Regions from separate parts of the Homo sapiens genome. Here region 2 is linked to region 1. Evidence: chromatin loops called from intact Hi-C (ENCODE). Cell type or tissue: gastrocnemius medialis. All regions are shown on one strand. Links, peaks and the distances in the headings refer to the core of each region. The heading gives the core; the rest is flanking DNA. Region 1 overlaps LOC105378234 (a long non-coding RNA gene). Region 2 holds the start of LOC105378234 (a long non-coding RNA gene).

The links. Peaks named below come from ENCODE experiments on the same cell type or tissue, not always from the same donor. Only the 100,000 strongest peaks of a DNase experiment are listed, where the experiment ranks them.
Region 2: a loop joins it to region 1, with 8 times the contacts of the local background. A loop is called at or near these places in 4 of 110 quality-filtered maps.

The regions. Positions count from the first base shown.
Region 1 is chr5:151,377,339-151,393,106 of GRCh38, forward strand. The region is part of intron 5 of LOC105378234 (a long non-coding RNA gene); the gene reads right to left. It also overlaps a transcript of SLC36A1 not described here, the pseudogene LOC100420127 and the pseudogene LOC100419720. Among named protein-coding and RNA genes, the nearest start is that of SLC36A2, 38 kb to the left of the region's middle. RefSeq lists an enhancer at 10,218-11,156. In gastrocnemius medialis, for the core only: CTCF peaks have their summits at 7,523 (motif pointing right) and 7,727; DNase peaks (open chromatin) are centred at 4,909, 5,403, 5,893, 7,973 and 1 weaker place; H3K4me3 peaks cover 1,318 bases; H3K27ac peaks cover 4,056 bases.
Region 2 is chr5:151,428,228-151,443,995 of GRCh38, forward strand. It overlaps LOC105378234 (a long non-coding RNA gene), which reads right to left and starts at 8,711. Exons shown (of 6, transcript XR_944423.4): 1 at 7,979-8,711. It also overlaps a transcript of SLC36A1 not described here. RefSeq lists a silencer at 8,559-8,729. In gastrocnemius medialis, for the core only: no CTCF peak of the experiment used is centred there; a DNase peak (open chromatin) is centred at 6,575; H3K4me3 peaks cover 1,430 bases; H3K27ac peaks cover 7,228 bases.

The sequences.
Region 1 (15,768 bases), core at 4,239-12,238:
GTCTCTTTCTTTTTTTTTTTTTTTTTTTGAGACGGAGTTTCGCTCTGTCGCCCAGGCTGGAGTGCAGTGGCGCGATCTCGACTCACTGCAAGCTCCGCCTCCCGGGTTCACGCCATTCTCCTGCCTCAGCCTCCCGTGTAGCTGGGACTACAGGCGCGCGCCACCATGCCCGGCTAATTTTTGTATTTTTAGTAGAGACGGGGTTTCACCGTGTTAGCCAGGATGGTCTCGATCTCCTGACCTCGTGATCCGCCCGTCTCGGCCTCCCAAAGTGCTGGGATTACAGGCGTGAGCCACCGCGCCCGGCCTGCTGTCTCTTTCTTTAGGTCTAGTAATACTTGTTTTATAAATTTGGGTGCTCCAGTGTTGGATGCATATATATTTAAATTGCGATATACTCTTCTTGAATTGATCTCTTCACCATTATGTAATTATTTTCTTCTTTTTTAACTATTTTTGATTTAATATCTATTTTATCTGATACAAGTATAGCTACTCCTGCTCACTTTTGGTTTCTGTTCATGTAGAATATCTTTTTCCATCTTTTAATCTTCAGTGTCTAAGTGTCTTTACCAGTAAAGTGAGTTTTTTATAAGTGGCATACCGTTGGTTCATTTTAAAGCTCAATCCCGTAATCTCTATCTTTTAAGTGGGGTCTTTATTTAGTCCAAATTGGCTTAAGATAACTGGAAATGGGCTATTAAGCTGTTGAGCAAGGGTGATGTGATCTTCACTAAGAAGGTATACAGGTTGATGTTGGCTAATTTCCACATTGGTACAAACATTGATGTCTCCATGCAAGAAAAAGGTGAAAGAGCAGGACAATCATTCACTTTTATTTATAGGTTTTTAATCTTCTTCATGAGACTGTACAAACCACTTGCCAATACATACAAAGTTCTGGTTCATTAAACACCATCCCAACAGACTGTGAACTGCTTTGAAAAGCAGAGTATGGCATTCAGAGTAAAGTCTTTTCTCCCATACTCCATCCTCCTCGTCTGTTAAATCCTGGTAAATAAGGTCAGCAAAATTGGGGTCTTTGCCCCACCAAAATATTGACAATTCTCTTCTTCTAGGTATTTGATCTTGCTGCCAAACACCAGCTATATCTGTCTTAAGGCAGCGATTAAAGCTGTTCAAATTAGGGTCACCTTGAGTCGTGGGAAACATAATAGGGGCAGAAGTTGGGCCTTGCCATACATATCTTTTCCATTTAATCCCTGTCGAGTCAGCCAGGCAGAAGAGGTCATGGTGACCATCTTCCAGGCTGGCCTGGTTCATCATGAAGGAGGAATTCATCATCTCTCATAGTAGCTGCCACCAGCACCACAGCCACCATCTGCCATTACTGCCACCGCCAACCACAGATAAAAACGCTTGACACCGGGGAGGGTGAGAGGTGGGTGGTGGTTGGAGGAGTTGAGGAAAAGGAGGTTGCTGGGCCACCTGCCACCTCTACCCACCCCCTGCCACTGCCATGAGCAGCCACTGTCACTTGGCTGGCACACAGCCACCTGGGCCTGAGGGCCAGAAGGGGAGGGCCATGCTGCACTCACCCAGCAGGCTGGACCGTGGAGCCAATGGATGGACACCCGTATCTCTCGGAAGAAGAGAGGAGATGTGTGGCCTTTTCACAGGAACAATAATAAATTACACAATAAATAATCAAAATTGGGTCAGAGTTGGCAAAGCCCAAGCCCTGGAAATTTCTCCCAGGTGGGGAGGTGCTTGCACAGGGTCAGGAAAGCTGAGAATGGGGAGAGAAGCCCAGGCCCCCAGCCTGGCAGTGGTAATGTCCTTAAGCCTATAGTCTCCTCAATGGTGGCAGAATTTGCAGACTCAGACCATTCTCTGGCTCCATCTTTGTGTTGTCTCTTGCTGAGCCAGCCTAACGTTGGCCCTCCTGCTGCCTCACTGCCTGGATACCATTTTATGAGCCAAGTAGGCGATGTTTTTTTCCTACTTTAATTGAAATTTATAGGTTTTCTTATTTATTGATTTATTTATTTGAGACAGAGTTTTGCTCTTGTTGCCCAGGCTGCAGTGCAATGGCACGATCTTGGCTCACTGCAACCTCCGCCTCCCGGGTTCAAGCGATTCTCCTGCCTCAGCCTCCCAAGTAGCTGGGATTACAGGCATGCGCCACCACACCCAGCTAATTTTGTATTTTTAGTAGAGATGGGGTTTTGCCATTTTGGTCAGTCTGGTCTCGAACTCCTGACCTTGGTGATCTGCCCGCCTCGGCCTCCCAAAGTGCTGGGATTACAGGCATGAGCCACCGTGCCCGGCGCTCTTCACTTTAATTGTGGCCACAGGGACCTGCTTGCCCTCTCTGGGGTAAATTTTAACATTATATTTAACTTAACACAATATACCCCAAATATTACTCTTTCAATGTGTAACAATATAAAAACTATTAAAATATTTTACATGTTTTGTACTACAGTTTTAAAATCTAATATTTATTTTATACTTATGGCACGTCTCAATTCAGATTAGTCACATTTCAAGCGCTCAATGTGGCTAGCAACTATATTAATGCAGGCATACAAGAAATATTATAGCATTAAGTGCTTATATTAGAAAAGAAAATAGGTCTCTAATCGATAATCTAAACTCTGATGTCAAGCAACTAGAAAAAAAAATTAACTCAAAGCAAGGTGAAGGGGAGAAAAAGAAGAAAAAATGCACAAAATTGAAAACAGTGTAAAAACGATACAGGAAAATTAATAAACCAGAAAATTATTTGTTTGAAAAGATCAATAAAATCTACCAGACTATTCAAGAAAGAAAAGACAAGAAGACACAGATTACCAATATCAGAAATGAAAAATAGGACATCACTCTAGATCCTATTGACATTAAAAGGATAATAAGGAAATGTTAAAAAGAACCCTAGGTGGGAGGCTGCGGCGGGCGGATCACCTGAGGTCCGGAGTTCGAGACCAGCTTGGCCAACGTGGTGAAACGCCCTCTCTACCAAAAACATACAAATTAGCTGCCAGGAGACCGGCCACAGTTGTGGGGCGAGGACCAGAGTGAGCAGGAAAAACAAGAGCGTGTGGAAACCCAAAGGAAGAAGCAGAAAGAATGGATACTGTAGCTCAAGACCTAGCTAGATGACTTGGAAACATGTGCCTATCCAAGAGCAGTTATGATGCCCTGCGGCAGTTCGTGTGTTGGAAAGACAGTGGGTGATCCTAGACAAGTTAATAAAGAAACTGGACATGCGTCTGAATGAGGACATCAGTTCCCTGTCCACTGAAGAACTTCGTCAGTTTGTAGATGCAGTAGTGGCTCACATCGTCAACCCAGCCCTAGTCAAAGATCAGTTGGTTGAGCAACTGAAAACTCAGATCGGAGACCTCTAGATGTCCATCGACCTCATCCAAGATGAAGTGGGAAGCCCCTTGCAGACAGATGGTGGACATTGTGAGCGCAAGGCCTCTGGGAAGACAGGAAATGGTTCCACCAGAACTGGCAGCAGCAGACCCACTGCCTCCAGGACACAGCAAAACAAAGGCAAGGGATGTGAAGAAAGTCCAAGGGACGGGGCTGCACCTGATGCCGCAAGCATTGGCAATGCTCCAGATTTTGCTGTTAGCTAATTTGGTTGTGTGACAGGCCAGATCCCTCCAACCCTATAACAGAGGGGCCAGGCTGACAGACTATGCTCTCTTGTTGAAGAGGCGGGAGGTGTCAGTGGACAGAGAGAAGCAGCTAGCCTTGAGGCACCAGCCACACGACCATGTCACCACCTCTGCCATCCTCCAGGACCTCTCTCTGGCAGGCAAGGATGAGCTGGCCATGGCTGTGTGGAAGGAGCTGATGGTGGCTGTGAGGGACCTGCTAGCCCATGGACTATATGCCTCCTCCTCAGGAATGAGCCTCATCATGGCTCCTATTGCTCATTTGCTGCCAGCCTTCTCCTCAGCCCCTGAGCCCATGCACCCCTGGGAGCTCTTTGTAAAGTACTGAAACCGCCTTTGTAAAATTATGACTGAGACAGTGAAAGAGATCTAATTTAACTGACTCCATCTTGCTTCTAACCCCCAAGCCATCTTTGTTCATTCCTGGGCACAAGCTGAACTAACTATGGAAGAAACTTAGTTTGCAGTTTATAGTTTAAACAAAGATGGTAACAGCCCTTTCCCAAAGCAGACCTCCTTCTTATCTGGGGACTAGACTAGCCACAGGATTAGAAATTATGGTTTAAGAGTCATGCACCTGGAGGCTACAAGATTCTGACCCTCCATAAACTGGTCCTAAGATCAGTTCTTGCGATATTTTGTGGGCCCTGCACTTGACAGATCAGCTGGCACCACCCAGATTGATAAACTGGCTTGTCTGATCTTGTGGCCCCCACCCAGGAACTGACTCAGTGCAAGAAGACAGCTTTGACTCCCTGTGATTTCAACCCTGACCAATCAGCACTCCTGGCTCACTGGCCCCGCCCCCTACCCACCATGTTATCCTTAAAAACTGCCCCTAAATGCCTGGGGAGACCGATTTGAGTAATAATAAGACTGGTCTCCCGCAAAGCCAGCTTTGTGTGAATTACTCTTTCTCTGTCGCAATTCCCTTGTCTTGATGAATCTGCTCTGTCTAGGCAGTCAGCAAGGTGAACCCCTTGGGGGGTTACAGTACTACCATGCTAAAAATGGCAGTGCTTATGCCCAGCCCGGGAGCTCTCCCAGTCTTTGCCCTTCCTGTTACAGGAGGCACTGATGTAACCCCCAAAGAGAGCCTACTGACAGTCATCCACATGGTGCTGACAGAGCACGACCCTTTCAAGCACAGTGCAGACTCTGAATTGAAGGCTTTGGTGTGCATGGCACTGAATGAGCAGCGTCTGATGTCCTGGGTGAACCTCATCTGCAAGTGCGGGTCACTCATCGAGACTCACTACCAGCCTGGGAGCTACATAGCACACACAGGCTTTGAGAGTGCCCTCAACCTGCACAGTCGCCTCAGCAGCCTCAAGTTCAGCCTCCCTGTAGATCTGGCCATGCGCCAGCTCAAAAATATCAAAGATGCCTTTTGATGAGAATGCCCTGACTCCAGGCAAGCTCCTTGCTCAGTAGGGATAGATGTGTTAGTCTTCTAGCATAGAAGCAAGGAATCAAAGATGGGGTTAAATGCATTTTTCCCAGACCCTGCTTAGGTCATCAGCCAAATGAGTGCAAAGTGTGTTTTCCCCACCAACTTAGCATCTTGGAAAGATGTGCTGGAGACTCTCTTGTTAAGAAGGTTCTGCCCTGGTGTGTAACCATAGTGTGCATGTGGGCACATGTGCTTGAGCCTGTGTTAAAGAAATCAATTGTGGCACATAGTACCCCAACTCATTGCGCCAAATCTGATTCTCAGAAAACCTAGGTTGCTTTAACCATTCTCTTTATGGCCGTGAGTGACAACATGAGTGAGTCATTGGTACCAGAATAATTTTGCCTGGAGGAACCTGTTAGTTGAGCCATCTTTCACTTGAAGCATGTTTGAGAGGCCAAGGCCAGAATTTAAATTCCTTTTATGAATAGATTTCCCTTTCTTCCTGACCCCAAGGCCAGAGGAGACTATATATTCCATGGCTGCCTCTAAAACTAGGAATGGGGATATCTGAAAACAGCATTAAAGCCAGGATGGTCTCAATCTCCTGACCTCGTGATCCACCCACCTCGGCCTCCCAAAGTGCTGGGATTACAGGAGTGAGCCACCGCACCCGGCCCACAGTCTTTTTAGAAGTAAATATATTCAAGTTAAATGAGCAAATCCTTGCCACCCAAGTTGAGTATGTACAGGAATACAAATCGGTAACCTGCAGCTGTTCCTCTTTGGGTTGTGACTCACTGGGCACCACTTGTCCTGGAAGCTGGCTGGCTGGAGGACACCTGATCTGGTAATAAATACGGCAGCAGGGATAGGTGCCACAGCAGGATAGCAACGACAGCAGATCACTGTTTCCAGGCCGGGGGTGGAGTATTTCATTGTGAAACTGACTCTAGAATGGTTCTATTTGGTCTGCAGTATTGTAGCCTCATTAGTTCACATTTGTCGTACAGCTTATGATGTTCACATTTGTCATACAGCTTGTGATGAGTACTACTCTAGGATTGGCCAAAGATGGGCAAAATATATCACTCCAAACACTACTGATTCAGCATTGTTATCATGTCTTAAATTGCCAGCTGCACTTTTTTTTCTGCACTACATAATGTAGTGCATTTTAACTTAAATTTTTTTTTTTTTTTTTTGGAGACAGAGACTCGCTCTGTCGCCCAGACTGGAGTGCAGTGGCACCATCTCGGCTCACTGCAACCTCCACCTCCCAGGTTCAAGCAATTCTCCTGCCTCAGCCTTCCAAGTAGCTGGAATTACAGGCACCTGGCATCACGCCTGGCTAATTTTTGTATTATTAGTAGAGACGGGGTTTCACCATGTTGGCCAGGCTGGTCTCAAACTCCTGACCTCAGGTGATCTGCCCGCCTCGGCCTCCCAAGGTGCTGAGATTACAGGCGTGAGCCACCGCACCCAGCCTTTAACTTAAATTTTTTTCAGCAACATGTTACTTGTTTAAGGTACGTTATTGGTATTTCATTAGAATTAGTTCACCTTCTCTGTGAAACAAGTCCATTGTAAAACGTAGTGGAAAATGATACATATGTGGTTGCTAATAAAATCATAGTGTTTTGTGACAAAAAAAAAAGAACCCTATGCCATGAAGGCAAATGTCTTCATTTCTGAAATTCTTCAAATTATTCTCTCTAAAATGTTTGTATCTTCCAAAAAAAAAATCTCCTAGTATGAGCTGCATAACATGTTGCACCCTAGATTGGGCATCAGGAGACCTGTGTTCTAGTCCTTGCTCTGAAACTAACTTTCTGGGAGATCCAACATGTATCCTCTCCTTTCCGGGTGTTGGCTCTAGAAGCACTTTCAGTTTCCTTATCTGTGCTCCATGAATTATTAGTTACTTGCCTGAGAGGTCTGACTCAGGGTGCCTCCAAAACAGTTCTTACATATTAGGTGTGAGCCAGGAAGAAACAATGCCGGAAGAGAAATCTATGGGTTGTATATTTAAAACAAATGAGAGCTAGCAGTTTACACATCTAGAGTGAATATTTTCAAGGCAAACATATATGTTTCATGCCTTCTATAATCTGCAGTTTACAATGCATCAGACAATAGCTCAAAAGCATCATCCTTCAGATTCAGTAATTTAATCACTCATTTTTGATTTTCACTTATAAAGAAAACCAAAGAAGAGAATCTCAGACTTGGAAGGAGCTTCTCATAGGTTATATAGCAAAACTATTCCTCTCTTGGAAAGTGGTTGTCCTGCCTCTGCTTAAATACCTTCGGAGATCGGGCACTCACTATACTCTTCTCACCCAGTATAAAAAAGCTCTTTGTTATGTTGAGCTTAAAATATGCAACCCTCAAACCTCTCACTCATTAGTGCTTATTCCAACCTCACAGTATAAGCCATTCCACGCTCACCATTTACAGACATGAAGCCATTTTGCTGAACAGCCAGTAGGGGACCCTGAAGATCTTCCAGTAACAAAATATAAAGTCAAAAAGATGCAGAAAGAAACTTGTTTTATTAGGCAATTTTATTTTAAGTGAGGTGTGTATGTGTGTGTGTGTGGGTGTGTGAGAGAGAGAGAGAGAGTGTGTGTGTGTGTGTGTGTGTGTGTGTGAGAGAGAGAGAGAGAGACAGAGAGAAAGAGGGGCAGGAGGGTGCTTAAAGGCCTTCATAAATACCTTGGGAATAAAATCTAGGTCCTGGTTGCAAATTGGCCACCTGAGTACCACGCTTTTTGAATTAGCTGCCACTATTTAAAAACTGGAAAAGTTGCACAGACATACACAAAACCAAAATTCCTGGCTTCTTTGAGACTTGGAAATGACCCAGCATGGACCCTCTCTAGCTGGAGATGGGTAACTTTAGACTAAGCCATGTGCTGTTTTCTGGGCATGGCCCCTGCTCAGTCACTCACTTACCCTTCCCACCTGGCCATGTCAGGCAGGGAGAGAAAGTCACATTTTTAAACCTTGTTCTTTGAGCAGACTGTGGGGCTCCTAGGAATTTCCAAGGGGAAAAAACCCAGAATCGCCATCCAAATTGGAAATGCCTTAGAGGGCTTCCAACAAATTCTCATTTTCCAAATTGAGAAATGATTTACATTTTCATCCTTGTCTCTGGTAGTAATAGTGGCCAGGATGGGGCCAGGTAGCTCTGAGGAAGCAGATTCTGACTGAGACCATCTGAGAGGGCAGCTCTTTGTTGGCAGAAGTGCAAAACCTTTCACAGCCCCTTTTGCCAAAATGGGGAGAACTAGGGAATCTTAGGGCAACACCCCAATAAAAAAAACAATAAAACAAAACAATAAAAAAAGAGACAAAAACCAAACCAAACAAACAGCAACAACTACCTTTACATACCATTTTTGCACACAATTCTAGGAAGTTTATGGGTCATTGTTCAGGTTCTAATATGAAACCTTTTAAGAACAGAGGTTTCCTTCTGTATCTTTTTTTTTTTTTTTTTGAGACAGAGTCTTGCACTGTCTCCCGGGCTGGAGTGCAATGGCGCGATCACAGCCCACTGCAACCTCCGCCTCCCAGGTTCAAGTGATTCTCCTGCCTTACCCTGCCGAGTGGCTGTGATTATAGGCGCCCGCCACCACGTCTCGCTAACTTTTTTTTTTTGTATTTTTAGTAGAGATGGGGGTTTCACTATGTTGGCCAGGCTGGTCTCAAACTCCTGACCTCGTGATCCACCTGCCTCAGCCTCCCAAAGTGCTGAGATTACAGGCATGAGCCACCGCACCCGGCCCCTTCTGTATCTTTTTGGCTTTATATTTTGTTGTCAGATCTTCAGGGTCCCCTACTGGCTGTTCACCAAGCTGGCTTCATGTCTATAAATGGCAAGTGTGGAATGGCTTATACTCTGAGGTTGGAATAAGCACTACTGAGTGAGAAGTTTGAGAGATACAAACTTTAATTTGAACTTAGTTTCCTCCTGATCCAGAGCTTTAACTACTTTTAGTATTTGAAGATAATAACTCTGACCATTTCTCTAACTTGGTTAATGTCATATCCATCCTGTTTTTCACAGTTACCCTTACCTGGTGACTTCTGTCATGTGATGTCCACTTGTGTGGACATCTGTTGCTTTTAACACTCATCAATTCCCCATTCTTGGTGTAGAACCCATTTTTGCTTTGAGATACCATCCCTCTCACTGCATGGGTGTCTTGGTGGCACTGTCAATCAAAAAGCCCTGACTTTCCTTGCCCAACAGATGGGCTTGTGCAATTGGACACTCTCTCCATAGAATTTGCGTCTTGAGCATTGCACTCAAGAACAGAAAACAATTGGTGGAAATTCATCCCAGAGGCACAGTCCCACTGACTTCAGTCTCAGGCTCTGCCCGGTCCCTGTCTTTCTCAATGTCTGCTTCTTTAGCTTTCCCTTGACTCTGTGAGGCATGTTCAAATCCATTTGTTTTAATTTAAGTTGTCCAGAGTTATATTCTGTTGTTTGCCTCCAAAGAACCTAACCAATGTGCTTCTCTTAGGTTCAGCTTAATTCCACAAACATTTACTAAGCCTGGAATGTTGCACTTGCTCTAGGGAGGTCCTGGTGGCCCAACTCCTGTAAACTCCTGGGGCCTGGTGGAGGGACAGAAAAGAAGCAAATCTTTCTGCCTTTTACTCACATGTCTTACAAAGCATGGCAGAGCCAATGCCCAAGTCTACCATGAGGGTTCAGCACTTGCACACCCAGGAAACAGTGACAGGCACAATGATCTTGGCAGAGACATAGAACTGCAGGGGGTAGGTAAGGCAGATGCCACCCAAGTAGAGGAGCTCAACAGACTGGTACAACCTGTGCAAGGCAGAGGGGATCAGGAAAGATCCACGCACAGACACCAGCAGGCTCTGGAGGACCCATGGGGGTTAGTCGGGAGATCATTCAGGCCAGAGCATGAGACAGAAATTGGGAATAGTTAAAATTGCTTCCAATAACCCCCTAATTGCTAGAGAACATAGCAAGGTGCCAAGAGGCTATCTAGTAGAAACAATTGCAAACATGTCTTTAGGCACTGGAGTCTCACTCAAGTGGCAAGAGTCTCACTCTCTATGAAGGGCATGAAGGTGCCAAGACCTACAGAGAAGATGGTGGATTCATGTTCTCCATCTCAACTCCTGCACAGACATCTCTTCAATGAGTGGGGTGGTGGGTGAAACTGCCTGTGCTATTTATTTATTTATTGAGACAGGATTTCACTCTATTCCCAGGGCTGGAGTGTAGTGGCACAATCCTAGCTCTCTGTAGCCTTGAACTCTTGGGCTCAAGTGATCCTCCCACCTCAGCCTCCCAAGTAGCTGGGAATACAGGCATGTGCCACCATGCCCAGCTTGTCTGCCATTTAAGGACTCTTTGTCTTTTTGAGAACTAAACTCTTACCTTTTTTCTTCTCTTGCGCAAATTCCTATTTAAGGGACCTGGGAAGCCATGCCCTACAGAGCATAAAGTCTCACTAGAAGGGTTTTATTTAACCTTATATAATGTGGCTTGCTTTTGGACCTGACACTGGCATGACATCACATAACAGGCAAGGAGATCAAAATATCGTAACCCCAAATATATTTATTTGCCATATCTTGAAATAGCCCTGCAAAGTTGTTTCTTGCAGGGGAAAAAAGTCTACATTCTGTAGAGAACCCCCTTCCCTTTCTAGGCCTTTTTCTTCAGATCCAGGAGAGATTCAACTAAGTCTGGCCTCTTTTTAAGTCTGATAAGAAACATTTACAATCTATTCTCTCTGAAGCTTGCTACCTGGAGGAGGCTTCATCTGCATGATAAGAACCTTGGTCTTGGCGGTGGCTCATGGCTGTAATCCAAGCACTGTGGGAGGCCGAGGTGGGCGGATCACCTGAGGTCGGGAATTCAAGACCAGACGGTCCAACATGGAAAAACCCCCTCTCTACTAAAAATACAAAATTAGCCAGGCGTGTTGGCGCATGCCGGTAATCCCAGCTACTTGGGAGGCTGAGGCAGGAGAATCGCTTGAATCTGGGAGGTGGAGCTTGTGGTAAGCCTAGATGGCAACATTGCATTCCAGCCTGGGCAACAAGAGTAAAACTCCATCTCAAAAGAAAAAAAAAAAAAAAAAAGAACTTTGGTCTCCACAGTCTTAACCCAGAAAATGTATAAAACCTAGTTGTGGCTCAACCACCTTGGACACATGTCCTCAGTGTCTCTTGAGGGTTGTGTCATGGGCCACCGTCACTAGTATTTGGCTCAGAATAAATCTCTTCAAATATTTTACAGTTTGACTCTTTTCGTCAACACTTTCCTAATTGAATTCACGTGAGATCAGAGAGTGTGTGATGTTTATACTGGAAAAACTAAAAAATTGAAATTTAGGGGACCTGAAATAACTCGGCCTCTACCTCTAAGTATTTAGGTCACTTTACTTCCCTGAACTTTATATGCCTCATCTATAAAATGCAGATATACTCTTTACCTGCTAGAAGGTAGGGGCTGGATCTGATGGTCTCTGAAAGTCTACAATCATAAAACACTAACCACTTGGAACTAATTTTTATCAAAAATAGAAAAAAAACCCCACTGCTTTTAAGGGACATAAGGCAGAGGAAACATTAGTGCCATGTTACTCCAATACTTAAAAAGCCTTTAATCATATCTCATCGCCTACAGGAAAGAGTTACAAACTTGAGCCTGGGATTCAAAGTCCATAGTATTTCAGGTCCGGTGGTTCTAACTGTCTGGCCTGGTTACAATGCTGAGAGTATTGTTCCTCCCTCTGTCTCCACCTTCCTGTGCCTGATGTTGTAACCATTCCAGAGAATGTCTGAAGCATGCAATACACCTTCAAACTTCATGCCTTTCCATGTGCTGTTCCCTCTGCTAAGAAGGCTCTTTCCCTCCCTTTGTAATCTGTGATATTTCTGTTTATTGTTCAAGTTCCTGAGGCTCCTATAATGCCTCCCGTCCCCTGGTAATAATTAATCCTCCTTTTGAGTTTCTTTTTCTTTTAATTTTTTTTTAAATTATACTTTAAGTTCTAGGGTACATGTGCACAATGTGCAGGTTTGTTACGTATGTATACATGTGCGATGTTGGTGTGCTGCACCCATTAACTCGTCATTTACATTAGGTATATCTCCTAATGCTATCCCTCCCCCCTCCCCCGACCCCTCAACACCCTGGTGTGTGATGCTCCCCTTCCTGTGTCCAAGTGTTCTTATTGTTCAATTCCCACCATTGAGTGAGAACATGCGGTGTTTGGTTTTTTGTCCTTGCAATAGTTTGCTGAGAATAATGGTTTCCAGCTTCATCCATGTCCCTACAAAGGACATGAACTCATCCTTTTTTATGGCTGCATAGTATGCCATGGTGTATATGTGCCACATTTTCTTAATCCAGTCTATCACTGATGGACATTTGGGTTGGTTCCAAGTCTTTGGTATTGTGAATAGTGCCGCAATAAACATACATGTGCATGTGTCTTTATAGCAGCATGATTTATAATCCTTTGGGTATTATACCCAGTAATGGGATGGCTGGATCAAATGGTATTTCTAGTTCTAGATCCTTGAGGAATTGCCACACTGTCTTCCACAATGGTTGAACTAGTTTACAGTCCCACCAACAGTGTAAAAGTGTTCCTATTTCTCCACATCCTCTCCAGCACGTGTTGTTTCCTGACTTTTTAATGATCGCCATTCTAACTGATGTGAGATGGTATCTCATTGTGGTTTTGATTTGCATTTCTCTGATGGCCAGTGATGATGAGCATTTTTTCATGTGTCTGTTGGCTGCAGAAACTCCTTCTTTTGAGAAGTGTCTGTTCATATCCTTCACCCATTTGTTGATGGGGTTGTTTGTTTTTTTCTTGTAAATTTGAGTTCTTTGTAGGTTCTGGATATTAGCCCTTTGTCAGATGAGTAGATTGCAAAATTTTTCTCCCATTCTGTAGGTTGCCTGATCACTCTGACGGTAGTTTCTTTTGCTGTGCAGAAGCTCTTTAGTTTAATCAGATCCCATTTGTCAATTTTGGCTTTTGTTGCCATTGCTTTTGGTGTTTTAGACATGAAGTCCTTAGCCATGCCTCTGTCCTGAATGGTATTGCCTAGGTTTTCTTCTAGGGTTTTTATGGTTTTACGTCTAACATTTAAGTCTTTAGTCCATCTTGAATTAATTTTTGTATAAGGTGTAAGGAAGGGATCCAGTTTCAGCTTTCTACATATGGCTAGCCAGTTTTCCCAGCACCATTTATTAAACAGGGAATCCTTTCCCCATTTCTTGTTTTTGTCAGGTTTGTCAAAGATCAGATGGTTGTAGATGTGTGGTATTATTACTCAGGGCTCTGTTCTGTTCCATTGGTCTATATCTCTGTTTTGCTACCAGTACCATGTTGTTTTGGTTACTGTAGCCTTGTAATATAGTTTGAAGTCAGGTAGCATGATGCCTCCAGCTTTGTTCTTTTGGCTTAGGATTGTCTTGGCAATGCAGGCTCTTTTTTGTTCCCATATGAACTTTAAAGTCGTTTTTTTCCAATTCTGTGAAGAAAGTCATTGGTAGCTTGACGGGGATGGCACTGAATCTATAAATTACCTTGGGCAGTATGGCCATTTTCACAATATTGATTCTTCCTATCCATGAGCATGGAATGTTCTTCCATTTGTTTGAGTCCTCTTTTATTTTGTTGAGCAGTGGTTTGTAGTTCTCCTTGAAGAGGTCCTTCACATCCCTTGTAAGTTGGATTCCTAGGTATTTTATTCTCTTTGAAGCAATTGTGAATGGGAGTTCACTCATGATTTGGCTCTCTGTCTGTTATTGGTGTATAAGAATGCTTCTGATTTTTGCACATTGATTTTTTATCCTGAGACTTTGCTGAAGTTGCTTATCAGCTTGAGATTTTGGGCTGAGATGATGGGGTTTTCTAAATACACAATCATGTCATCTGCAAACAGGGACAATTTGACTTCCTCTTTTCCTAATTGAATACCCTTTATTTCTTTCTCCTGCCTGATTGCCCTGGCCAGAACTTCCAACACTATGTTGAATAGGAGTGGTGAGAGAGAGTATCCCTGTCTTGTGCCAGTTTTCAAAGGGAATGCTTCCAGTTTTTGCCCATTCAGAATGATATTGGCTGTGGGTTTGTCATAAATAGCTCTTATTATTTTGAGATACGTCCCATCAATACCGAATTTATTGAGAGTTTTTAGCATGAAGGGCTGTTGAATTTTGTCAAAGGCCTTTTCTGCATCTATTGAGATAATCATGTGGTTTTTGTCTTTGGTTCTGTTTATTTGCTGGATTACGTTTATTGATTTGTGTTTGTTGAACCAGCCTTGCATCCCAGGGATGAAGCCCACTTGATCATGGTGGATAAGCTTTTTGATGTGCTGCTGGATTCAGTTTGCCAGTATTTTATTGAGGATTTTTGCATCAATGTTCATCAGGGATATTGGTCTAAAATTTTCTTTTTTTGTTGTGTCTCTGCCCGGCTTTGGTATCAAGATGATGCTGGCCTCATAAAATGAGTCAGGGAGGATTCCCTCTTTTTCTATTGATTGGAATAGTTTCAGAAGGAATGGTACCAGCTCCTTGTTGTACTTCTGGTAGAATTCAGCTGTGAATCGGTCTGGTCCTGTACTTTTTTTGCTTGGTAGGCTATTAATTATTGCCTCAATTTCAGAGCCTGTTATTGGTCTATTCAGGGATTCAAAATCTTCCTGGTTTAGTATTGGGAGGGTGTGTGTGTCCAAGAATGTATCCATTTCTTCTAGATTTTCTAGTTTATTTGCGTAGAGGTGTTTATACTATTCTCTGATGGTAGTTGTATTTCTGTGGGATTGGTGGTGATATCCCCTTTATCATTTTTTATTGCATCTATTTGCTTCTTCTCCTTTTCATCTTTATTAGTCTTGCTAGCAGTCTATCAATTTTGCTGATCTTTTCAAAAAACCAGTTCCTGGATTCATTGATTTTTTTGAAGGATTTTTTGTGTCTCTATCTCCTTCAGTTCTGCTCTGATCTTAGTTATTTCTTGCCTTCTGCTAGCTTTTGAATGTGTTTGCTCTTGCTTCTCTAGTTCTTTTAATTGTGATGTTAGGGTGTCAATTTTAGATCTTTCCTGCTTTCTTTTGTGGGCATTTAGTGCTATAAATTTCCCTCTACACTCTGCCTTAAATGTGTCCCAGAGATTTTGGTATGTTGTGTCTTTGTTCTCATTGGTTTCAAAGAACATGTTTATTTCTGCCTTCATTTCGTTATGTACCCAGTAGTCATTCAGGAGCAGGTTGTTCAGTTTCCATGTAGTTGAGTGGTTTTGAGTGTGTTTCTTAATCCCGAGTTCTAGTTTGATTGCACTGTGGTCTGAGAGACAGTTTGTTATAATTTCTGTTCTTTTACATTTGCTGAGGAGTGCTTTACTTCCAACTATGTGGTCAATTTTGGAATAAGTGCGATGTGGTGCTGAGAAGAATGTATATTCTGTTGATTTGGGGTGGAGAGTTCTGTAGATGTCTATTAGGTCAGCTTGGTGCAGAGCTGAGTTCAATTCCTGGATATCCTTGTTAACTTTCTGTCTCATTGATCTGTCTAATGTTGACAGTGGGGTATTAAAGTCTCCCATTATTCTTGTGTGGGAGTCTAAGTCTCTTTGTAGGTCTCTAAGGACTTGCTTTATGAATCTGGGTGCTCCTGTATTGGGTGCATATGTAT
Region 2 (15,768 bases), core at 2,999-10,998, 50 kb after region 1:
TTCTACTCTAAATCCTGACTGATAGGAGGCAGGGGTGTACAGGATGAGATGACCTCCATGGTGTTGTCTCACTTGCAATTTCTGTGACCTCATGATATTGTCCCTCAGCAGAAAAAAAGCAGTCTTCAAAAACCAGGTGTTTTTACTGAGGGAGGCAATCCTGGGAGGAGCAAGGGGTGGCCTAGCTCCCAACTCATTCCCCTGGCTGCATCTCCAGGCCCTAGCTGGCCATGCAGAAGTGAGCTCTAGGTGTCACAGTGGCTCTCTCAGATGCATTGTTCTTCTTTGTTCTCTTGGCACCGTTGCCAACTATGGATCTCATTGCATCCAAGGTTCCAGAACAGGCAGCCTGGCCTTCACTTGGGGAGCATCCTGGAGACAAGTGATAAAGAGCATTTCCTTACTCTGCTGACTTTTTTTTTTTAGACCGAGTCTCACTCTGTTGCCCAGACTGGAGTGCAGTGGCATGATCTCGGCTCACTGCAACCTCTGTCTCCTGGGTTTGAGCAATTCTCCTGCCTCAACCTCCTGAGTAGCTGGGATGACAGGCATGCGCCATCACACCCAGCTAATTTTTGTATTTTTAGTAGAGACGGGGTTTCACCATGTTGGCCAGGCTGGTCTCGAACTCCTGACTTCAGGTGATCCGCCCACCTTGGCCTCCCAAAGTCCTGGGATTATAGGCGTGAGCCACTGCACCTGGCCGTCCGTCTGCTGCATTTTGAGCTCTTGAGGAGAAAGCTCCTTGTGAAATGGGTAAAGCTGTCACATCTCTGGAATAGGCAGAAAATCCACAGAATGCCTGAACCAGTTTGAGATACTGCTCTGCACAGGATTGTAGGGAGAAATCCCAGGTATAAGTGCTAGTTGCATGATGCTTATCCCTATGGCCTCATTTCACTCTCTCAACAACTCTAAGCAGTGGATATTCTTCTCAGCATTTTACCTATGATTTTATTTTTTTATTTTTATTTTTTAAAATTTTTTTTATTATTATACTTTAAGTTTTAGGGTACATGTGCATGTTTGTTACATATGTATACATGTGCCATGTTGGTGTGCTGCACCCATTAAATTGTCATTTAGCATTAGGTATATCTCCTAATGCTATCCCTCCCCCCTCCCCCCACCCCACAACAGTCCCTGGAGTGTGATGTTCCCCTTCCTGTATCCATGTGTTCTCATTGTTCAATTCCCACCTATGAGTGAGAACATAACAGTGTTTGCTTTTTTGTCCTTGCGATAGTTTGCTGAGAATGATGGTTTCCAGTTTCATCCATGTCCCTACAAAGGACATGAATTCATCATTTTTTATGGCTGCATAGTATTCCATGGTGTATATGTGCCACATTTTCTTAATCCAGTCTATCATTGTTACCTATGATTTTAAAAGGTTTGGGCTCAGGAATGGGGACAGCCTGCTCAAGGTCACACAACTAATATAGGAATAGCAAAACTGGGACTGGAATCTGAGTGTTTCTCTGTGTCTTAGCCACATGTTATCCTGCATCCTTAGAAGCCATTTAGCTCAACATTCTCTTCCTCTCATAAAATGCTTGACTTTTTCCTACTACAGCCAATGCTTGAACACACGTAGAAACAGACCTCAAGCAGGCTGGCCTCTTAGACCTTCAAGGACAGATGACCATTTTATCTTCTTAGAAGACCTTTGGCAATAACATAGACTTCTTCAGAAACCCATTCCAAGATTCAACGATACTCATTCTCAAAAAAGATCTTCCCTCCTGTGTAATTTAAGAGATTGATATAGAAGATCCCTTTTTTGTTCATGCATTCATTTTGCAAACCTTTACTGAGCTCCTTGTGCTCAGGCTCTGTATTAGGAGGATATAGAGGTAAATAAGGCCTGGTCATTGCCTTTGGGTTTCTCACCATCCGGGCAGCTAGTCTGAGTCAGGCTAGAATTAGCTAAACTTTTTTTTTTTTTTTTTTCTGAGACGGAGTCTTGCTCTGTTACCCAGGCTGGAGTGCAGGGGCATGATCTTGACTCAGTGCAACCTCCATCTCCTGGGTTCAAACAATTCTCCTGCCTCAGCCTCCCGAGTAGCTGGGATTACAGGTGTGCGCCACCACACCTGGCTAATTTTTTTTTTTTTTTGAGACTGAGCCTCACTCAGTCACCCAGGCTGCAGTAGCGTGACCTCGGCTGACTGCAACCTCCGCCTCCTGGGTTCAAGCAATTCTCTGCCTCAGCCTCCTGAGTAGCTGGGATTACAGGTGCCCGCCACCATGCCTGGCTAAATTTTTTTGTATTTTTAGTAGAGATGGGGTTTCACCATGTTGGTCAGGCTGGTCTTGAACTCCTGACCTCATGATCCACCTGCCTTGGCCTCCCAAAGTGCTGGGATTACAGGCATGAGCCACCGTGCCTGTCCGTAGAATTAGCTAACCCTTTACTGAACAGTTACTGTGTGCCAGGTACTGTGTTGTTTGTTGCATGGATTATTTCAGTTGATGCTTATTGTCTGAAATCAATACCATTGTTACTATTCTGCTGGATAAAGCTTGATCTATCTTCTTCAGTGGAGGTAGATAATGCTTTTTGGGTATCCTCACTGGCAACATCATTTCTCCAAGGACTAGATCAGTCTTGGCTCCTCTAACACAAAGCCTTGCCCATTTTCACCATCTGGAAATAACACCTTCCTTTTCTGAATCCTTGTAGAACACTGAGTTCACTCCCTGGAATTTCACTTCTGTGTGTACATATCTTCCTCCCTAGGCTGTGAGATCCTTAGCTGCAGGGACCCAAATGGTATGTTGTGTTCATTGCTTTAGTTCCACAGTTCCCAGGTGTTGAATGTTGAATGAATGCGCCTCTAAGGAGTTATGCTTAGGATTCAAAGCATCACTTCATGGAGCATTATTTTTGCTACTAACACAACTTCTCTACACCTCTTTGCTTGTCTGTCAAGAACTACAGGAGAGCACAGATTTAGCTCTTTGGATTACTAGAAAGAAGAAAAATTCCACAAAAGTTTTCAGGTGCAAGGTCTCAAGCCCAGAAGCTTCTGTGGAGCAAAGGACACTTACGAGGTCCTGCTGGCCCTGTCCTGGCAGCAGGAGCTCCGGGTGGAGGAGTTGCTGAACCCTCCCTCGGGGCTGGCAGGGTATTCTTTGGGCTGCATCATCCAGGGACTGGCAGCTGGTGGAGGCACCCACAGGCCCAGGCAGGTGGATACCTCACTGTTTAGCTCCACGTATTGGGCATGTGAGGGGTGTGGAGCAGCCATGGTGATATGGTTTGGTTGTGCCCCCACCCAAATCTCATCTTGAATTATAACTCCCACAATTCCCATGTGTTGTAGGAGGGACCCGGTGATAGGTAATTGAATCATGGGGGTGGGTCTTTCCTGTGCTATTCACGTGATAGTGAATAAGTCTCATGAGATTGGATAGTTTTAAAAAAGGGAGTCTCCCTGCACAAACCTTCTTCTCTGCCACCATGTGAAACTGCCTTTTACCTTCCGCCATGACTGTGGGGCCTTCCCAGCCACGTGGAACTGTAAGTCCATTAAACCCTTTTTCCTGTATAAATTACCCAGTCTCGAGTGTGTCTTTATGAGCAGCGTGAAAATGAACTAATACACATGGCTTTGGCAGAGGCTGTGAGCAAGAATAGCTTTGGCATGCAGGAGCTGCAAAATATGATCTCAGCTCTTGGGCCTTAATAAGTTCAGGAGCTTAAATACAGCTTTACCCTCCTTGCCCAGAGTGGCACAGACTCGGCAGCTTAGGAAGAATGAATGGCCAAAAGCATGAATGGATGGATAAATGGGCTTCTCCACCGCACACACAGAGGCCCTCACAGTTGCTCTGACAATCTCTTCTTTTCTTTCTTTTTTTCTGCCAAATGACTGAATATCACAGGCCAGGCACTTTGATGGGTGCCGGGAATGAAACAGTTCCAGGTACTGCAGTCCCTGGAGGCGATGAACTTGGAAATTATAAATATTAATCATAGTTTCTCATAAATAAGTTTTTAAAAATTCAACAGTGATAAAGCACTTTGAAGGAAAATGAAAAGAGGCATGAGTGTATAACAAAAGCAGTTGCTCTTGCAAAGGCGGTCAGCAAAGCTTTCCCCGAGAACAAGGAAAATCCCTTGCATTGCACTGTCTTCCCCACCTTCTTGCTCCCACTCAAAGGTGGCTCCCCGTGAGGTCACTGCTGTTTTTGCAGGCCTCTGAGAGAAGTGTCTTTTTTCCTCACCCCCCTCATATTCACATCACAGGGTCAGGAGAGGGTAGGCATCCTTTCTACCCCTTGCTTTCAGATCCCCAAAACTCTTATCCCCTGGTTATTCAATTAAACACTAATCTAGGTAATGCTGTGAAGGGGATTTGCAGATGTCATTAAAGTCTCAAGTCAGTTGACCTTAAGATGTGGAAGCTAGGAAGCTATCCAGGTGGGCTTGACCCAACCAGATGAACTCTTTAAATGCAATTTTCTCTGGTTGGGCAGAAAGGGAGGCCAGAGAGACCAGCAGCATGAGAAGGGTTTGATGGCTTGAAGATGGAGGTGGCCACATTTCAAGGAATTCAGGAAGTAGAAGCAAAAAGCAGTCACACAGCAAGAAGCCTGAGCCCTTAGTTCTATTACTGCCAAGAACTTGAATGAGCTTGGAAGAAAATGCTTCCCCAGTCACTTCTACATATAGAATACAGCCTGGAAACACTGTAATTGCAGCCTTATGAAATCCTAAGCAGAGGACCCAGTGAAAGCCATACCTGGACTTCTGACCTAAAGAAATGGTGAGATAATAAATATGTGTTATGTGAAGCTACTGAGTTTGTGGCAGTTTGTTACATGGAGGTAGAAAATGAACATACTCAATAAAGCATTGTGATTCTGGGATTCCAGTTTATAATTTTCAAAATAAAATACTCATTATAATTATTACCATGGTAATATGACAGGCTAGGTAACCAGGTTGGCTTTCCTGCTGAAAATAACTAAAACTTCTGAATAACATATATATATATATATATATATATATATATATATATATATATATATTTTTTTTTTTTTTTTTTTTTTTTTTTTTTTTTTGAGACGGAGTTTCACTCTTGTTGCCCAGGCTGGAATGCAATGGCAGGCCATTGGCTCACCGCAACCTCTGCTTCCCTGGTTCAAGAGATTCTCCTGCCTCAGCCTCCCAAGTAGCTAGGATTACAGGCACCCACCACCACATCCAGCTGTTTTTTTTTGTGTGTGTTTTTAGTAGAGACAGGGTTTCACCATGTTGTCCAGGCTGGTCTCAAACTCCTGACCTCAGGTGATCCGCCCGCCTTGGCCTTCCAAAGTGCTGGGATTACAGGCCTGAGCCACCACGCCCGGCCTGAATAACATATTTTAAAAAAATTCTTAATAATATTGAGGGGAGATCAAGAGAGCAAGGAATTTCTAGGTGAGTACTCACTCAGCCAGGTGAAGACAGGAACTCTGAGACCTGAGTGGAATGCAGCTACAGCTTCACTCCCACGGGTATTTGCTCAACCCAGTGAAGTTGAGCTTTAATATCATGGCCTTATGGGGCATGAGACAAATTCCGGAGCTGAGGACCTCTTCCTCAGAGTAAGAGTGAACTGGAAATAAATCAATATCCCACCCCCACCCTATTCCTTCCCTACCTCCCAATCAAGGGACTTGGAAAAAAAGTGACTGTCCTGAACCTAGTGCCCAGAGGATGGAGTAAAATTGTGGCTAAAATGTGGAATGAGAATTCAAGTTTCACTCTGTTCCACAGTCTACTTCATCTACCATGGTGGTCCAGAATACCTCCAGCCCAGAATGTAGTTCACAAGAACCTAGACTGATAGTTGCCAGCTGCTGGCAGAAGCAAATACAAAGTCTTTCAGGAGGGACTCACCTTCATTTCAGATCTTAAAGAATTTATGTAAGTAAAATTCCAAGAAACAGCAAAACAAGAGAAAATTTAAATATAGCACAAGAACTTTGCAAAAGAGAAATGTATGATACAAACGAAAAGTAGCTCTTTTTAACATATTTAGTAACAGAAAAAAATGTACTGGAAGATATGTACAAGGAGAAAGATACTCTGAAGAGTAATCAGGTGAAATGGAAAGTTAATTAAATAAAACTTCTAGAAAATAGAATTATAATAGTTGAAATTTAAAACTGAATATTAATTGAATTTTAAAAATTTAGTTGAGTTAATTTTAGTTGAAATGGATGGGCTTGATAGGAGATTATGCACAGTGAAGACAGAATTAGTGAATCAGAACTAGATCTGGGAAAGGTATTATTCATAATATAGTCCACAGAGACCAAGGGATGAAAAATCTAAAAGAAAAGTGAGGGAAAATAGAGAATAGAATGAAAGACCTAAATATATCCTACATCTGTCATGGACTGTGTATTGAAATCCTAACCCTCAGTGTGATGGTATTAAGAAGGGGGATCTCTGGGAGGTAATTAGGTCATGAGGTAGAGCCCAGAATTAGTGCTCTGAAATAAGAGACATGAGAGAGTTTGTGTCCTCTCTGCTCTTTGCCATGTGAGGATACAATGAGAAGACAGCCACATGGAAGCCAGGAAGTGAGCTCTCACCAGACACAGGATCGGCTGGCAACTTGATCTTGGACTTTTCGGTCTCCGGAACTGTGAGAAATAAATGTTTGTTGTTTAAGTCACCCAGCCTATGGTAATATGTTATAGCAGCCCAAACTGACTAAGGCAACATCAAATCAGACTCGCAGAAGAAAAGTTAAGAGGGAATATGGTAGAATAAATATTTGAAAAGATAATGGCTGAGAATTGTCCAGAAATGATGAAAGACACCAACCCACAGATTCAAGAGACCCAGTGAATTCCAAGCAGGATAAATAAAGGACACACGTATCTGGACACTTTATAGTGAAACTTCAGAACTTTAAAGGGATCTAAAGTCAGCCAGATTGGTGAAAAGTGTTACATTCAAAAGGGTTGCAGTGTAAAAGAAATTTCAAAAGGAAAAGAAAAGATTTGCAGTCAGTCTGTCAGCTGTTTTCTTAACAGCAGTGGAAGCCACAAGGTACTGGAATGATCACCTCAATATGCTGAGAGGATATAAACTATCTGTTAAGTGCAAAATGAAGACATTTTCAAACAAAAGAAATTGGAGAGAACTTCACTAAAGGAAAATTTAAAGTCCATATTCAGAAGAAGATCTGAGATGCAAAAGGAAATAAAGAACCCAAGAGAGGTAAATGTATGGGTAAATCTTGATTCTAATAATAAAGTATTATGGAGCATAAGGAAAAGAAACTTAAAATATGTGACATTATTATTATAAAAAATGGAATGCAGTGAATAGAGATTTTTTTAAGTGCCTATATTTTCTGCAGTGACTAAAGATATTGCTTAACTTTTTGTTAATACTTTATTAATTTATACATGTTAAAATTACTAGGGTATGGCTAGAGAATAGAAATAAAGTCTTTAAGTTCCAAATTACTAGAGAATAAAACAAAATAAAATAAGGGAAAATTAATCTAAAAGAAACTCAGTAAAGGAGAAAAAACATAATAGGTGGAAGATATAGAATAAAATAACAAGGTAAATATGACTATAAATATATCTGTAATTATTAATACAATAAATAGAATAATTTTGAAAATATCAAAATAATATTTATGAAAGACATATCTAAAACATAAGAATGCAGAAAGTTTAAAGTAAAAGGGATAGGAAAGATTTAGCAGGCAAATTTTACCAAAAGAAAGCCAATATATTAATATTAATATCAATAATTATTACTAGTGCCCCTGCTACTACTGTTTATTGAGCACCTACTATGTAATAGGCAATATATGAATTGCCTATTCATATATGAACATCCCTCTAAGGTAGTTACTTGAAATTTTTAAAGTGTAGTTTATATACAATAAAATGCACAGATCTTAAGTGTACAGTTGAATGAGTTTTGACAAATGAATACACTGGTGCAACTTACCCAGAAAGTTTCTTTTTGCTTGTTTGCAGTCAAACATCACCTCCCTCACATACCCAATAACCACTGTCTAGATTTTTGTCACCATAAATTAGTTTTGCCTGCTCTTGAACTTTATATTAATGAGATAATACAGCATGTATTCTACTCTTTCTAGCCTCTACAGTACTGAAAGGCAGATTGAAGGGTGGTTGGAGTGGATGTTGAGGGCCACCCCACCATATCCACCATTCTGCACCTTCCTATGGCAAATTATGATCAAGGACTCCAAGGGTCTAAGTGAGGGGTCACAGGTTCTCACACAACCATATGGCAAATTGTGACCAAGGAATCTTAGGGTCTATGTGAGTGGTCACAGGAGAACCCACAGATTCTCAAGCTGGTTGTAAAGTGTAACCTTGAACAAATGCCTCTGTCTCTCTGAGGCTCAGTTTCCAATGAGTAAAATGAATGAATTGCCATAGACCATCTCAAATAAATTCTAAACCCTAAAGCCACAGTATCATATATAATGATACATTATATATGTCCTAGGACTATCCAGTCACGTTTGGTAGGAGAAAGGTAGCTGAAGCTGGGAAAAGGACTCTCAGAGTTGCAAGATCTGAGAGCTGAACTTCTCCTATTCATTTCATTGGTGAGAAACAGAAGCCCAAACTGACGGGACCTGCTAGTAAGTGGCAGGGCTGGTCTCAGACTTTTTTTTTGGCTCCTACATCCTCACTTTTTCAGTGGCAATGGGTGGTTCTCCTCTCATCTGAGCACTCCCAGGCCCTTTGTTCCCATTGTGAGGTAACACTGAGGTCTGCCCACCCTACAGATGGGGCTTTGGGGGTTTGCTCCAGAGCTCTTCATCCGCCTGGGCCCAACCCTGGAACTATTCCTTTCAATGGTGTCTTTTCTTGCCTTGTTTCAGAAGGATCTACTAGTTGGCCCTATCTTGTGCCAAGACTGACAGCAAGGAAGCTGCTGGCTGAGTAAGAGTTTAGGGGAGGCTCTGAGTTGGGTGGAAGCCATGAACACAATTTAGGTAGAAAGGGGCTACAGCTTTGGAGAACCTGAGCCCAATAAGCTCTTGAAGTTGTCCCCTAACACAATCTTACTTTAACAATTAATATTCACATCTTTAAAAATGCTCATGTTTAAACTATGATTTATTTTAACCAAAGAATTTATAATGAAAAGCTATAGTCTCCTTATCTGACTTACTCTATCTAAAGCTGCTCTTTTTAGGACTATCTTTCTGTTTTTTAATCAGTGGTTTGATTGCTTCTTAGTCTTTTGGCTAAGATCAAGTGTAGTAAAACCAGTGGTTTGTTTTAGTTCTTTAGTTCTTCATTTCTCTATACAATATAGCTATAATGATATTTCTCAATTGATCAACATTATATTAGGTGAAAATTTGTACCTCTTAAATTCTCGTACTTTACTTCTCAATATAATTATTTTACTGTTTTAGTTCTTTATTGCTTACCTTCATAACTTTAATAATGATATAAACATAAAGCTACATTTATTTTAGATTATAAATAATATTCATTTCCTGTTGCTGCTATAACAAATTACCACAATTTAGTAGATTAGAACAATGCAAATGTATTCTCTTATAGTTCTAGAAGTCAGAGGTCCTAAAATCAAGGTGTGACAAGGCTGTGTTCTTCTGGAGGCTGTAGGGTAGAATCTGTTTCCTTGCTTTTTCCAGCTTCTAGAGGCCTCCTGCGTTTCCTTGGCTCATGGCGTCTTCCTCCATCTTTAAAGCCAGTAGAATAGAAACTTCTCTCCTCTCTGACCCTCCTGCCTCCCTCCTATTAAAAAACCTTGTGATTTATACTAGGACCACCCAGATAATCCAGCATAGTCATTTCACCTCGAGATCCTTAACTTCATCACATCAGCAAAGTCCCTTTTGCTATCTAAGGTAACAAGTTCCCGAGATTAATTAACGTCTTTGGGAGCTGTTACTCTGCCTACCACACCATACATTCCACTTTACCTGGGACAATTTCACTGTGTGCCCGTTGTTCTGGTGAAATGTTAACACAGCCTTTTTATTCTTAAAAGTGTCTCCACTTGAACAAATAAATTATATGAACACCCTACTTACCCAGTGCTTCCCAATCTTTTTCACATAACATGAAGGAAATAACACTTTATATGTCCTTGAGATCAAAGAACAGGCTGTTCTTAACTAGAGATTAAAAAAAAAAACACCTCAGGTGCTCTAGCTACCTTAGGACCCACCTGGCACTCAGCACCCCCTATAACTCATTCATGGTACACCATTGGCCACTGCACATGATTGGGAAAGTCTTCCTTATGTTAAAGCAATATAATGTGTTTAAAGCTTGTTCTTTTGTTGAGCTCCTGTGTGAGCAGCATTTTGTTCCAAGAAGAGGAGTGTACTTGGGTCTCATACATGTGCTCTGACACTCCTGTCATTGTGATCCTGCCTGCAGGTTGTCAGGCAGAGGTGTTCTCTGGCATCCTTTGACATATGCTCTGCAGGTCTCTGTCACTGCAAAATTCACCATCTCTCATGCACTCTCCCAGGCACCAGAGACCTGGCATTGGTGGCAGAGCAGTCTTGTTTAATCACAGGACAGAATTTTGAATTACTTGCAACATTTTTTTCTGAGTCCTCAGAGTGCATGCATCTATTACCTTTGCCACATTTTTTTTCTTTAAACATATTTCATTTACCACAAAAATACTATTGATATAATGTTTTATTGGGTATTAGTTCGTTCTAACACTGTATTAGTTTGTTCTTACACTGCTATACTACCCGAGGCTGGATCATTTATGAAGAAAGGAGGTTGAATTGATTCACAGTTCTACATGGCTGGGAGGCCTCAGGAAACTTACAGTCATGGCAGAAGGTGAAGGGGAAGCAGGCACGTCTTACATGGCAGCAGGAGAGAGAGAGAGAGAGAGTGCAGGGGAAACTGCCACTTTTAAACCATCAGATCTGAGAACTCCCTCAGTATCACTAGAACAGCATGGGGGAAACCACTAATGATCCAATCACTTGCCACCCAGGCCCCTCCCTTGACACATGGGGATTACAGTTCGAGATGAGATTTGGGTGGGGACACAAAGCCAAACCATATTATATCATAATTACCTCCTTTCAAATCATCAAAAAATCACAATAAGAAATGTGTAAAACAGGCTGGACATGGTGGCTCACTCCCGTAATCCCAGCACTTTGGGAAGCCAAGGTGGGCAGATCATGATGTCAGGAGATCAAGACCATCCTGGCCAACATGGTCAAATCCCATCTCTACTAAAAATACAAAAATTTGCCAGGCGTGGTGGTGTGTGCCTGTAGGTCCAGCTACTTGGGAGGCTGAAGCAGGAGAATTGCTTGAACTCGGAAGGTGGAGGTGGCAGTGAGCTGAGATCATGCCACTGCACTCCAGCCAGGGCAACAGAGTGAGACTCCATCTCAAAAAAAAAAGAAAAGAAAAAAAAAAAAGAAAAAGAAATGTTTAAAACAATAGCATGGCCTGAGGCACATTCCAGTTGTATTGATCTGGCCCCAGCACTTTTCCTATGTACTTGAGCTGATGATTTCTTGCTTCAGTGGCTGTTTTTCATCTGTTCCACTCCAGTGCTAATTTACTTTATAGGAGACACCCTCCTAAGGCACCAGCATGTCATATCTGATGGTGTTTGGTCTTCTTTATAGGAATTTTATTTTTTCTAATTTCCACTCCAAAGTTAAGGAATTTTCAAATTCATTTTTCAGCACTTGTGCCACTTAATAAATTCTTGAATTTTGTTGTGATTGGGTTGCCAAATATTGAAATCATAATGCTGATGAATGCTTATACTACAGCGAAGAATTACCCAGACCACCCACAGGAGTTTCATGAGTGTGAATAACGGCATTGCTCTCTGTATAGTGACAAAAGTAGGTAGGCCTTTTGTATCCCTACGTAACAGTGTAGCATGCTTTACAGTGTAGCAGGCAACACTCACCGCAGCTAGGGATGGGGCTGCAGCTCTGGTAAAGGAGATACAGGAAGGGCACCTACAGCATCTCCTAAATGCCTCATAGGGCTGCCACGAGGATTGACTCAATCAACAAGAAACTAGTTCCTGGCACATTGTAAGCATATTTTCTTTATTTTTTATTTTTTAAGATACAAAACCTGAGAATTTTAGAGTTAGAAGCCACTGTAGGGGGCAGTGGTCTTAACAGAGAGAGGCTTGACAGTAGGGCCATCAGTCACAGAATGTTCAGGAGGATGGATCAGGGACCCAAGGGGTCTCAAAAAGAGAGAAGGAGAGGGAAAGGGGACACTGGGTAGGGTTGCTATGACATCTCAGGGGCTGGTACTCTTGAGGGCTTGGGATGGGTAGAGTGGTTAAAAAAAAAAAAAGGAAGTTACATTCCTCAAGACTATGGAATGCAAAAGGATTAATTTCCCTAATATCTCTCAGCAGCATAACCCCTCATGTTATATATAGAACCTTTAAGCGCCTGATCTCATCTGCTTTTCCAGCAATCCAGGGAGGGAGGCAGAACCAAGGAGGGTTTTCAATCTCACTTTCCTGATGATGAAACCAAATGGAGATCAAAAGTCTTGCCCAGGTCACCCAGCTGGGAAATAAGGGGAAAAAAACCTTCAAATTACTTTCTACCACTCAGCAGAAATAAGTCACTACCAGGGGCTGGCCACACAACATGTTAGCACATGGCTAAAGCAAGTCCCTTCAGAAGCTTGTCCTTTAGGGCAGTGGTTCTACAGCACGAGAGAGCATCAGACTCTCCTAGAGGGCTTTTCAAAATGCAGATTGCTGTGCCCCCACAACCCAGGGTTTCTGATGCAGTAGGTGTAGAGTAGGACCCAGAATTTGCATTTCTGCAAGTTCCCAAGTGATGCTGGTCTAGGGACCACACTTTGAGAAGCACTGGCACAATGGTTAAAACAGAATGCATGCTAGTGATGTGCAGTGGCATGCACCTGTAGTCCCAACTACTCAGGAGGCTGAGATGGGAGATCACTTGAGCCCAGGAGTTTGAGGCTGTAGTGTGCTATGATCACTCCAATATGGGCAACATAGCAAGACCTCATTTCTAAAAAAATGAAACAAAAGGCAAAGAAATGGAGTGCATACTCTAAGGCAAAGTTTTTAATAGTATGTGCTATAAACAAGAGGTTGTATTTAATGTATGTTAATATACATCAGAGCTTCTAAGAAGACCTATGAAAAAACAGTTCTGCACATATTGAAAGTGGAGGAGACAAGTGGGTAGAAGGGGGAGAAATGAGAAAATTGTGAAGAGTAAAAGTCTTAAGCAAAACAATAAGTACTGGTATTTATGATTTTAAATTTAAACACCATAAACCTGTATATTTCTATACATACGTATATATTTCTGTAATTGTATAATATAGGGTTTGGAGAACAATACACACATGCTGGCACCTGTAAACCTTTGGAGAGGGGAGTGAATTTGGGGAAAGGGGATTTTCAATTTATATATTTCTATATTGTCTAACTTTTAAGAATATATTAACCTATTATATAATTTTTTACTGAATATCTTAATGCTTTTATTGAAGTATAATTGACATACAATAAACTGCACGTATTTAAAGCATGTAACTTGATAAGTTTCAACATATATATTCACCTGTGAAATCATCACAATCAAGATGGTGAACAAATTTGTCCCCTTGAAAATTTCCTCATGCCGCTTTATAATCACCCTCTCTCCTGTCTCTCCTCCGCATTCCCAGGCAATGGCTGATGTGTGTTTTCCATTACTTTATATTATTTTGTATTTTCTAGAATATTATATAAATGAAATATTTTCCTAATGTCTTTTGCTTAGCATAATTATTTTTTGATTTATCCATGTATAATTATTTTGACATCCATTTTGTAGCTGTATTAATAGTATTTTTTGGTTGAGAACATAATTTTTGTTTTAAAATTATTTTTCAAATAAATGTTTTTGTGTATATTTAGCATTTACAACATGATGTTATGCGATACTTATAGATAGTAAAATTGTAACTATAGTGAAGTGAATTGCCATCTCCATCATTTCACATAGCTACCCATTATTTGGGGTTTCTTTTTTTGTGGCAAGAGCAGCTAAAATTTACTCATTTCACAGGAATTTTAAATACAGTGTGATTTTTTTATTTTTAAAAAGTTATTTTTAATTGACATAACTATACATATTTATGAGGTACACAGTGATGTATACAATGTACAGCGATTACATCAGGGTAATTAACATATCCATCATCTCAAACGCTTATTTCTTTGTGTTCAGAACATTCAAAACCCCTCTTCTAGCTATGTGAAAATACATCCTATATTATTGTTACCTATGCTCATCCTACAGAGCTATAGAACTGATTCCTATCTAGCTGTAATTTTGTATCCTTTAACAAATCTCTCCCTATCCTTTCCTTCCACCCTGCTCAGCTACTAGTAACCTCTGTTCTACTGTTTGTACAGTACAATTGTATAACCTATAGTCCTTATGTTGTCCCTTTGAGCTCTAGACTTATGGATCCTACATATCTGCTACTCTGTATCCTCTCAGCTGCATTTCTCCACTTCCTTCCTCCAGCACTCCTGGGCCCTGGTCACCACTGTTTGATTCTCTATCTCTGTGTATTTGACTTGAAAAAAAAGATTCCACATATAAATGAGAGCATGCAATATTTTTTCTTTCTGTGTCTGGCTTATTTCACTTAGCATGATGTCCTCTAGTTTCATCCATGTTGTGGCAAATGGCAGGACTCCTTTCTTTTTTTAGAAAAATGTTTGTATATATACCACAGTTTCTTTATTCATTCTGCTGTCAATAGACACTTGGATTGTTTCTATATCTTGGCTGTTGTGAATAAAGCTACAATGAATATGGGCATGCAGATATCTTTATGGGGTGGTGATTTCATTTCCTTCGAGTATATGTCCAGAAAGGGGATTGATGGGTCATATGGTAGTTCTATTTTTAATTTCTTTAGAAACCTTTATACTGTTTTTTTTAAAAAAAGAAACTTTTACACTGTTTTCTATAATGGCTGCACCAGTCTACAGTCCCACCAACAGTGTACTAGAATTCCCTTTTCTCGACATCCTCACCAATATTTGTTGTCTTTTGACTTTTTTGATAATATCCAACCTAACATGTATGAGGTGATATCTAATAATGATTTTGGTTTGCATCTCCCTGATGATTAATGATGTTGAACACTTTTTCATATGCTCACTGAGCATTTTTATTTCTTCTTTGGAGAAATGTTTATTCAGGTCCTTTGCCCATTTTTAAATTGGGTTGTTTTTCTATTGCTGAGTTATATGAGTTTTTGATACATTTTGGATATTAAGCGCTTATTAGACATAGGGTTTGCATATATGTTTTCCAATTCATAAGCTGCCGTTACACTTTGTTGATTACTTCCTTTGCTGTGCAGAAGCTTCTTAGTTTGATATAGTCCTATTTATTTATTTTTGCTTTTGTAATCTGAGCTTTTGGTCTGATATCCAAAAAAATCATTGCCAAGGCCAGTGTCCAGGAGCATTTCCCCTATGTTCTCTTCTAGGAGTTTTGTAGTTTCAGATCTTACATTTAGGCCTTTTATCCACTTTGAGTTGATTTTTATGTACGGTGTAAGATAAACATCCAATTTCATTCTTTCTCACATAAAAACCAGTTTTCTCAGCACCGTTTATTGAGGAGACTGTCTTTTCCCTATTGTGTTCTCTTGATGCCCTTCTTTAAAATTAGTTGACCATATATGTTTGAATTTATTTCT